Linked DNA regions of Homo sapiens: region 2 is linked to region 1. A link is a loop called in an ENCODE intact Hi-C map of the cell type or tissue named here. Cell type or tissue: mammary epithelial cell. All regions are shown on one strand. Links, peaks and the distances in the headings refer to the core of each region. The heading gives the core; the rest is flanking DNA. Region 1 overlaps SPATA17 (spermatogenesis associated 17). Region 2 overlaps GPATCH2 (G-patch domain containing 2).

Region 1 (5,389 bases), core at 132-5,131:
ATTATGAGTATTTTGTGCATATGCTTTGCCTTGTTTGCTGGCAATTGATAACAATTTGGTCATTATCAACTGTTCTTTTTTTTTTTTTTGAGATGGAGTTTCACTCTTGTTGCCCAGGCTGGAGTGCAATGGCGGGATCTTGGCTCACTGCAACCTCTGCCTCCCAGGTTCAAGCGATTCTCCCGTCTCAGCCTCCCGAGTGGCTGGGATTACAAGCGCGAGCCACTATGCCTGGCCAATTTTTGTATTTTTAATAGAGACAGGGTTTCACTAAGTTGGCCAGGTTGGTCTCGAACTCCTGACCTCAGGTGATCTGCCTGCGCTGGCCTCCCAAACTGCTGGGATTACAGGCATCAGCCACTGCACCTGTCCTGAACAGTTCATTTTTAAAATATCATTTTTTCCATAAAAAAGAATTAAAAGCCAATTATATTCTTTCTCCCAGTTACCAGTAATATTATCTTTAAGATTAGGTGAACCAAATCTAAACTTATATTATAATTATGATAAAAATGTGTTGTTAAAGTTTTAAATTAATATTAGTAACTCAGAGTCTTAAGCTGTCCTGTCTTTGAAGTTTAGACCCTAAGGAAAAAATATATATATGTTTCAGTTTTCTGGTATTACACTAAAAGGTGAAGAATGCTGCCTTATTATCTTATAACTGATTTGGAAGTCCTATAAAGAAAAATATCAAAAATATTGGGCATTTTCTCATCTAAAAATAAACATGTGTTCATCTAATGAAGAGAAATAAAAACATCTGTGAAAGCAACAATGTCAATCTCTTATCACTTTTAAAACTAGTGACTGGTATTTTATACATTTTTGCCAACCATGAAAAGATCAAATTGTTGGCTTTTATCGTAACAACATACAATGGAATTTGATGGTACATGTCATCATTTTTCCCATTTAAAGTTAATAAAACTTTCATTGTTCCTCTTTTAAATAATCATATATGAAAACATTGAAAGAAGTGTTATAATGGTAAGCCATGTATGAATACTGGGAACCTTGATTTCATCAGTATATAATGTTATTTTTATAATTTGAATAATTTCTCTTTTTAATCATAATCAATCTTTGTAAATTAAATAGTTCTACCATAGGCTATTAATACATTTCAACAAAAAATTTAATTAAATTGAGTTTTAATGTGGTTGCCATACATATGTTATTCACTAGATGATCTCAATTTAAAAACGTAACATTGACCTGTCTAGGACTACAGTTATATATAATTATTTTATAACACCTCATATCAAACTAATTATATACTACAATAGCCTTTATACTTCTCTGCTCTCAGACTATGGTGATTCAAAAGTAGCACATCTGATATTAAACATAATGTAAATTGGGTAATGACAAAATATAAAAAAGGAAGGCAAATTTAAAAATATAACAAAATGTATACAAGCCATCCAATTTAGTTTTTACAGATAAATGCAGTCAGGGAACTCTCAAATTGTTAGTGCTCTTAAAAGAAGCAAATGAAAGGATATTTCTACATTTTTGTGGTACTATTGCTTAAAAGAATGACTTATTTTTATTTCCCCATTTATGAAACGAATGGAGTAAGGAAGGGGTAAGGAAAAGCTAACTAGAACACTACACAGCTAAAACAAGATGGGTCCCCAAATAGTAGGACTATTTGATTGTATAATGAAATGAACAGGCCACAGTAAAATTAAACCAAGAGTTCAGCATGCATAAAATGCATGTGCACTGAGCACATGCACCAGGTGACAATAAGTTTGTTACCAATAAAAAGGAGAATCAGAGCACATCCTCAATAATAGGAAAGAATTTTCACAGTTGTGACCCAACAGTTCTGTACCCCTAAGATAGGCAAATTTGGGTTATGTTGCTAGATATAGCAGTATGAAAGTCAGCAGAAAGGCCTAAAATGGAAGTTGAAAAGAAAAACAAAAACAACAGTCATACAGGAAGCAAAAAAGAGGCAAACAAATCACAAAACAAGACTGGAATAGCTCTATTATTGTGGGTTAATGAAGTCACTGCAATGCAGAGCACATGACTCTTTAGGACTTGATAAGCTATTTGATGTCACCATGAGAATTATTTAAAAGCTGGATATAAATATTTGGGTATAGGAGAATTTTGAGGAAAGTTGACTTTCCTCACTAAAGAGATCCCAGAACTTCTATCTTTTCACAGTCCTCTTTCTGCTTGAACTTCACATTTGACAACTCCAAGTTTCCTATAAGTTTTCTCCTCTAATTCCTGTGATATAACATCACTGTTTTCCTGTTTATTCTTATTTTTAATTCCCTTTCCTCTTCCTAAATTCTACCTAATGCATTCCACAAGCCTCAATTCTTAGACACCATTCTGTACTGTTCACATACTTTTTTCATTAGGTAGAAAATCCTGTCATCTTATAACTATGGATCTAGAACTTTTATCTCCAGTGCTGATCTTTAATCTAAGCTCCCATTCAATAGCTTGGTTTAACAAATATTTGTTGAGTTCTAATTTTGATGTGCCAGAGATTTTGCTGAGTTTGCACCATCGCCTTACAAGATACCACCACATGGAGGTGTCCTAACATCATCACAAACTCCAAAAGCTCCAAACATCTTTTTGTAAGCATAACCGAGTAACCCATTCAGAATGTTTCTTATAAACATCCTTGCTTTTGTTATCATTATAACTATCAATCAGCTTTGCTGAGATAAAAATACAACCATTGCAGTAGGTTGCAAAACAACAAAAGTTTATTTCTTACTCACACTACATGTGAGCTAAGGTTCCCTGTAGCTATGTCCCACATATCTCTTCGTCTCAGCCCTAAGGTTGAAGGAGCAAGCTGGATCTAAGGTATGCCATTCTTTTGCCAGAGGAAAAGACCGAGAACACCTCTTTAAAGCTTCAGTTTGGGTGTGGCATATATCCCATCTGCTCACAACACATAGACAAGCCCCACATCGGTGGGATGAGTATGAATCATCCTTTTTATGAAGAAGGGGAGATGGGATGACTAATTTTGAACAAGAATACAATCCACCCTGGCACATACTGATGTTAATCATCATCTACATTGGTCATAGCAAACATCTTCCAACTTGTATCCCTGTGAATCATTTATCCAGTTGGTAAAAATTTCAGTAGGCCTTTTATGTGTCAGTCACAGGGATATTTTTGAGATATAATTAGACTCATCACTGCTACTCAGGAGCTTCCAATCAAATGAGAGAGATGTAAATAAACAAATGTATCAGTGAGAGAAATGCCTACATGACAAGCATTTAAGAAGACAAAATTAATGTTTTCAGTATTCCCAAATTTTACTTTCTACTAAGATTAGGAAAAGTTGATCTTCAAGTAAAGTCTTGAGGGATACGTAGGAAATAAGACCAATGAGAGGCATGTTAGAGTGAAGAAAAGCATTCCAGGCAGAGGGAACAGCATTTGCCAAAAATCTTTGGGTGATAAGGACACTGCATATTTGGGCAATGGCAAGTGGTTGAATACGACTAAAGCATATTTACATAGGTATAGCAAGAAGTGACATTAGATAAGAAGCAATGGTAAGACCATGGAAGACCTCACATGTCATGTTAAAAAGCAAGGACTTTACATTGTATGCTATGGGAAGGAGGACTACAGGCATGGCAGTAAAATGATGCAGTTTAGTTTGGAATCAAGAGGCTTTTAAGAGGGAAAGTAAAAATGATTTGATGACCAATAGAAGGTGAGATAGGGAACAAGAGGTGGTAGAGAGTCTAGGATGACTGTTTCTCAGGGTTCGATTTCTGGTTGAATTGCAGTACTATTTACCTGAAAAAAAGAAATATAGGACGAGCCAATTTGGGCCACCCGAGGGACATCCAGAGAAGATGTTTAGTATTTAGTATGTGGATCTATATAGATATATATGGATCAGGAGCTGAGAACCCTAGGCACATCATTTAGTCTCCCTGAGTACCAATTTCTTCATCTATAAAACAGATACCACCTGCACATTCTTCTTAACAGAACCATTGCTCATGACATAATGAGACAATGATTGTAAAAACTATTTTTAAGTAAAAAATTCCTTTAAAAATATATTAATATAAAATTATTTTATAAAAGTCACACTGAACTCCTTACCAACCTTCTGTTATTCCCCACTGTCTGCATAATCTAGAGCAACTATCTAATTTTTTCTGTATATGTTATGCTCATTCCTAATTTCAAAATTTCATTCATGTTTTCTTCCCAAGGGTTAGCTGAAGTGTCATTTCCTTGACCTTCAGAGCCTATGTTAACTTCTCACCTGAATACTTATTACTTCTATTTGTGTGTGTGTGTGTGTGTGTGTGTGTGTGTGTGTGTTTTGATGGGCAAAGTCTCCTTTAAATTGAATTTCTTTTTAAATTAATTTATTTAATAGATAATACATGCACATTGTTTAAAATTCAAACACTACAAATGAGTTGACATTGAAGTCTCTCTCCCATGCCTGTCCCTCAACTACTCAGTTCTCTTCCCCCCAGGCAGTAATATCATCAGGTTTTTCATGTGTGATCTTTCCAGAGATCCTTCCAGAGTCAAGAAAATTAAATCAGTGGTTTTCAAATCATGCCCTCGTGGCTCAGGCGACAATAGAAAACACAGGGAAAGAAATGAAGCAGTTGCATTTGTCTAGCTTCCAAAATAGTTGCACTGCCTATATTTTATGTGGGTCTATTTTGCATACTATAAGGGAATACTGAGACAGACTAATTCATTTATTTATTATTATTTATTATTATTATGATTTTTTGAGATAGAGTCTCGCTCTGTCGCCCAGGCTGGAGTGCAGTGGTGAGATCTTGGCTCACTGCAAGCTCCACCTCCCGGGTTCACGCCATTCTCCTGCCTCAGCCTCCCGAGTAGCTAGGACTACAGGCACCTGCCACCACGCCCTGCTAATTTTTTGTGTTCTTAGTAGAGACGGGCTATCACCATGTTAACCAGGATGGTCTTGATCTCCTGACCTCGTGATCTGCCCGCCTTGACCTCCCAAAGTCCTGGGATTACAGGTGTGAGCCTCCACACCCGGCCCCAGACTGACTAATTTATAAAGAAAAGAGGTCAATTTGGCTCATCTGTATGTGGTATCAGCATCTGCTCCGCTTCTAGTGAGGCCTCAGGAAGCTTTTACTCATGGTGGAAGGTAAAGGGAGAGCAGGCATGTCACATGGCAAGAGAGGGAGCCGTTCAAGCTGCCAGACTCCTTTAAACAATCAGCTCTCATATGAATTAACACGAGAACTCACTCATTACTGTGGGGAGGGGACCAAGTCTTTCATGAGGGATCCTCCCCCATGACCCAAACACCTCCAACCAGGCCCCACCTCCAACACTGGGTTATATTTCAACATGAGATTTAGAG
Region 2 (5,389 bases), core at 136-5,135, 98 kb after region 1:
TAGTGAATAATTCAGTGACTAAAATCTCAAATAATAAATCATTAGTCAAATTAGCATTACCTTTTAGAGTTGAATGTAAAATTTGTTGATCAGCCTATTCATGACAACACAGGAGCCCACCAGTTCCTGTTTTTTGTGCTCAGCACTGTTTAAACATTCTGCTTCTTCTTTTTCAACTCTCCTCAATGATGTCTAGTTTGAGAGGCAGAACAAAAGTATTTAATGTAATATTTGTAAAGGAAATAAATGAGATCGCAGTCATTTTTTTTAGACTATGATATCTAAAAACTTAACACTTAGAGCCAGCAGCACGTTTTTGTCTTTCCTAAAGTATGCATTATGGAAATGTATTAATAACTTAATATATGGTTGTACCCAAGTTAGGATTTCACTGATATTTGTTTCTTTCTTGATTTTTCTTAATGAAAGAAGCAGACACTTCTGAAATAGATTGTAGCCATGGGGAATTTCGTGTCCTTGGTTGTTCAACACACATACACCTGCTGTATTATTTGGCCATAAACCAGAAAAAAAGTTGTAGCTGAAATGGAAAAAAATGGGACATTCTGTTGCATTTTGAGTATGTTTTCAAAGAGTTGCTGGAAGGTAAGCCTTGACTCGGTGATGTAATGTGTGGAGTCAAACGGAGTATTTGCCGTGCCGGAGAAAACTAATGGAAACATTCACTTGGGGTAAGACAAATGGTATTAAATGAGAAAACACACCATGAATTGCAAATGGAGCTGAGTTAATTTGTTGCTACAGTAGTGTTGCCCTACTGTTAAATGAAGGCTGTGTAATTATCTTGCTGGCAGAGATAATGTCAAAACCTCATTTCTCCTTACATGCCTCGTTTTTACATGAGGGCTAATTGAGCTGCAAGGTGACAACTGATTATATATGGCTATCATCTGGTCCTCTTGCTCAATTTGCAAATAACGTTACCCTTTTTTACAGTGATGATTTTTATCGGACTTCGAGTAAGATATTAAAGAAACTTTTTGAACTCTTTGAGTAATTCACAACATTCCTTTCTGTCTTCAAATTATTCTGGAATAAATTATCGTTTTTATACATACTTCTTTTTTTTTTTTTTTTTTTTTTTTTTCGAGACGGAGTTTTGCTGTTGTTGCGCAGGCTGGAGTGCAATGCCGCGATCTCAGCTCACCACTATCTCCGCCTCCCGGGTTCAAGTGATTGTCCTGCCCCAGCCTCCTGAGTAGTTGGGATTACAGGCATGCGCCACCACGCCTGGCTAATTTTGTATTTTGAGTAGAGACGGGGTTCCTCCATGTTGGTCAGGCTGGTCTCGAACTCCTTACCTCAGGTGATCCACCCGCCTTGGCTACCCAAAGTGCTGGGATTATAGGCGTGAGCCACTGCGCCCGGCCTACATATACTTCTTTAAAACTTTCTCTTCATTCTTCTGACGTGTCTATATAACTGTAGTTAGAGATAGCAATATTTGTTTTCTTTTTACTTTGTAGAGCATTATAGTTATGTTGGGTCAAAAATTATTTCTCTCCTGTTTTAATTTCTGGAAGTTTAAGCTTTTTTAGGTATTGAAAATAGGATGTCAGCATCAAATAATAGGAAAATGTACCTTATTTCTTTATCAATGTCAATCAAATTCTTACTTAGATTTCTTTCTTGTGGATATATAGGACTGAACTCATTAACCTCTAGGTTTTTTCTGTCTCACTATCATGGTAGGTCTCAGTAGAAAAAAAGATGTTTGTTTACCATAGAACCAGTTTTATTAATTTTGGCTCAGTCCATGAGGAGGCAGCATTTTATATAGTATGATTTTTTATTTATTTGAAGTTTGAAGGGTTGAGCAGTATAACTATTTTTTGTAGTTTTTAAGGTTCCTGAATATATACTAGATGCAATTCATTACTTCAAGGAAAAGACCTAATAGTGGCTGTATAACTACAAGATAAATTGTTGCTCCATTGGAGAATCTTCTGGCTTAATGCAAAATTCTGCAAAGGAATTCAAGCTAGGGATGTTAAGCTAGGCTAGTAGGAACGGATATTACCTTTACTTGTGGGATAGTCTAAATTTGAGAATAAATATCAGACAACTGGGTACTTTGGAGTCCAAGTGTAGTTTGGAGTGAATAGAAACCCCATAGCAACTTAGCAAACTTGTCCAAAGTCATTAACAATAGCAATAACAACAGAAGTTTATTCATAGAACAAAAATAGTGTGTTGCCCAATATTTCATAGTACTGTTAAAGTTTTCAAAGTTTACTACTAGAAAAGAGTAGGAAGAATAGCTGATCTGTACTGTTTTTTTGGGTGCCAAGTGTCTTAGTTAACCTTTACAACAACTGCATGAATTAGAGAGTATTATCCCGTTTTAACAGATGAAGAAACCAAAGTGCAGAGATGTTAAGTGAGTTATTCAGGATCACATTGCTAGTAAGTGACTCATGATACTAAGCAAACCCTGTGGTTTGAACATATGTGTCTATCTCCAGTTTATTAATGATAATATGGAAGCTCAGTGAGCCGAAAACTTGTTTCAGATTAGACCACTGGTAAATGTACAGTGTGGTTCACATCTGGATCTTTTCACTCTAGGTTCATTGTTGTTGCCCTCGTCTTTGTTAATTTCTCTTTCTATCCTTAAAACCAAGCCCCATATTTTCTTGATCAGTGTTTCTCTGTCCTAGTAGTTTTCCAACTGTGTTCCATGAAGCCCTTGATTCCCATAAGTTGCCTCAGGCCTAGTGAAGGTGCCAAGGCATGGGTAAGAGGATAGGAATCCAGCCTGCCATCATAGTAATTCACTTAGCCTTAAGGTTCCAAGCAAGATTTTTATTAGGAAAATTTTCCTGCCGAAAAAGTTACAAAATAATATGCTCTACTCCATGTAACATTATTCCTAGACCTCTGTTTACACCTGTTTATGAAGTTAATAAACCCAATGCTGTGTTTTAAAAAAGGGAGGGGGGCATTCCGTGTTAATTTCAGTAGTATTTCTAAGCCACTTGTCTCCTCCCCAAGCACTGGAGTACTTTTCAGATCATTTGGAATTGCTAAGGTTGATCTTGACTGCTGGGGCACTAGTGTGGTGATAGTTTTCTTGCACTGCGGGGCTTTGGTGGTAGAAAGGAGAAAAGTTGTATGCTCAGGTATGTTCAGAACTTGGCATGCCTGATTGAAGAGAGATATTCTTCCTTGAAATTCCAGTATACCTGCTTGAGAAAACACAAACTAGAACCAGTCCCCAGAGAGAATAATTTTTCTATCCTTAAGGGCTTGCCATTGCCTGTTAGAGATCCTTTGGGTCCGTTCAGAAGCAAGGCAGGTACCTAATCATACCCTGCAGAGGAGAGTGTCTGTGAGCTGTGTACCCCATGTTTCTCCTCTACTTCTTGCACTTGTCAAGGGATGAAAACAGTGGTGATGATCTGGTTTCTGAAAGTCTGTAGGTCACTCAGACTTTCAGTGAGCCAGGCTCTAGATAACCACATTTATCTCAGAGGAAAGTGGGGAAAAGACCATTGGCAGAAGAGGAAATACCGATGTGTGAAGACACCGTTTTGAAAATGAACTTGGCACAAATCAAAGTTTGAAAAGAATAAACAGGATTATTTTGTGCAGTTAAAAAGAGAAGGAGTTTCTACTGAATATGGTGGGCTTGCCTAAAATGCATTAAATACACACACACACCTCGATGACAAACGTCATCATACATCTTCTCGCTGCTTGAAGTGTCACCTATTTTTCAGTTTTTTATTCTCCAAGTGTGATTTTATCTCAGTAACTGCTGTGCGTATGTTTTTAGATAAACCTTTTCTTCAGTTTTAGTGACACCAGAGCTCCTCCTGTCAGCAAAGCAATGGTGTTTATGATTATTTTATTAAGTTTTGTAGCAGATGCAGTTATTGACCCTCATGTTGAGTTGTAATTTTAAATGTCTGGTTTGATTCTGCATTCAAGGAAAAACCAAGTGTATTGCAGAAGTGACTTTGAAAACTGCAGCATTTCAGGAAGGTGTAAATAATGCACAAATAGTATAGAGGTCTTTTCTTTCTTTGTTTTTGTCTGTTTGTTTGTCTGTTTGTTTTCCAGAAGTGAATGGAATTACTCACATTATCAAAACTGTTTATTTTTAAACTTTGAGTATTCCCTTACCTTTTCAAATGAAATTAGGACTAACTGAGCATCCTTCTTCCCTACCCCATTAAATAACACTTACCACTGTCTATGCCAACTTTTAAAGTTAAAATCTTAAAATAGTGCCATCTTACACAGAGAAAGTGAAAAATGAAAACTTTAACTGATTAGTACCTGAAGAAAATATAACCGCCATGGGAGACAGACAGTCATTCTTTGTTGTTAAAACAGGGTTGGGAATGCTACTAACTTCCAGTTGGAAGAGTCCTGGGATGCTGCTAAGCATCCTGTGTACACACCAGTCTCCCACAGCAAAGAATTAACCTGGCCCCAGATGTCAATCATGCAGGGGTTGAGAAATTCTGCTGTAAATGAAGCACCTACAGAATTGGAGGTTCATAATTGTTGGGCCATTATATTCCGAATGTTTGAAGTTTGCATATTCACTTAATGTTTTATTTGATAACCTTAAGGCAAAATGTGTTCAAGAAAGTATATATAGGTGAGAATTGGCTGCTGCATTTTATTATATTTGGAAAGTGTTTGTGCAGAAATGGAAAAACTGGGTTTTTTCATTCATTCAACATGTATTGAGCCCCACTATTTGCAAGACACTGATGAGCAAAGAGGAAAACAAATACCCCTGAGGAGTTAAATGATGAAGAAAGTCAAACAGTGACTTCCAAAACCATTTGCTCAGAGCTGTGATAACATACAAGGAATAGGATACTGTGGGTATAGCGAGGAAGGACAAGTAGCATGCACTCACAAGGTGGATGTAGGCAAGGCTCTTGGAGTACAAGCTTCTTAAGCTGAGCCTTGCAAAACAAACACGAGTAACCAGGAAAATGAGGTGGAGAGGAAGAATAAAAGGCATTCTGGCCGGGCATGGTGGCTCACACCTGTAATCCCAACACTTTGGGAGGCCAAGGCAGTGGCTGAGGTCAGGAGATCGAGACCATCCTGGCCAACATGGTGAAACCCCATCTCCACTAAAAATACAAAAATTAGCCAGGCATGGTGGCGTGTGCCTGTACTCCCAGCTACTTGGGAGGCTGAGGCAGGAGAATCGCTTGAACCAAGCCTAGAATAGCCTGATGTGGGAGAGTGAGGGGTATAGACCTCTCTCTCTCTCTCTCTCTCTCTCTCCCTCTGGATTTTTGTGTCTCTTGATCTCTGTCTCTCTTTCTTGTGTGTGCTAATGGGTTCATAGGCTGTCTCTCTCAAGCATTTTTGGGCTCTCACTTGTTGTGGTGTC

Evidence for each region. Peaks named below come from ENCODE experiments on the same cell type or tissue, not always from the same donor. Only the 100,000 strongest peaks of a DNase experiment are listed, where the experiment ranks them.
Region 2: a loop joins it to region 1, with 9 times the contacts of the local background. A loop is called at or near these places in 1 of 110 quality-filtered maps.

The regions. Positions count from the first base shown.
Region 1 is chr1:217,658,146-217,663,534 of GRCh38, reverse strand. All of the region lies in intron 3 of SPATA17 (spermatogenesis associated 17), which reads right to left. Among named protein-coding and RNA genes, the nearest start is that of SPATA17, 29 kb to the right of the region's middle. RefSeq lists an enhancer at 2,429-3,628. In mammary epithelial cell, for the core only: a CTCF peak has its summit at 2,553; a DNase peak (open chromatin) is centred at 2,984; H3K27ac peaks cover 2,639 bases.
Region 2 is chr1:217,559,765-217,565,153 of GRCh38, reverse strand. The region is part of intron 5 of GPATCH2 (G-patch domain containing 2); the gene reads left to right. Among named protein-coding and RNA genes, the nearest start is that of GPATCH2, 69 kb to the left of the region's middle. In mammary epithelial cell, for the core only: no CTCF peak of the experiment used is centred there; DNase peaks (open chromatin) are centred at 2,453 and 2,703; H3K27ac peaks cover 2,390 bases.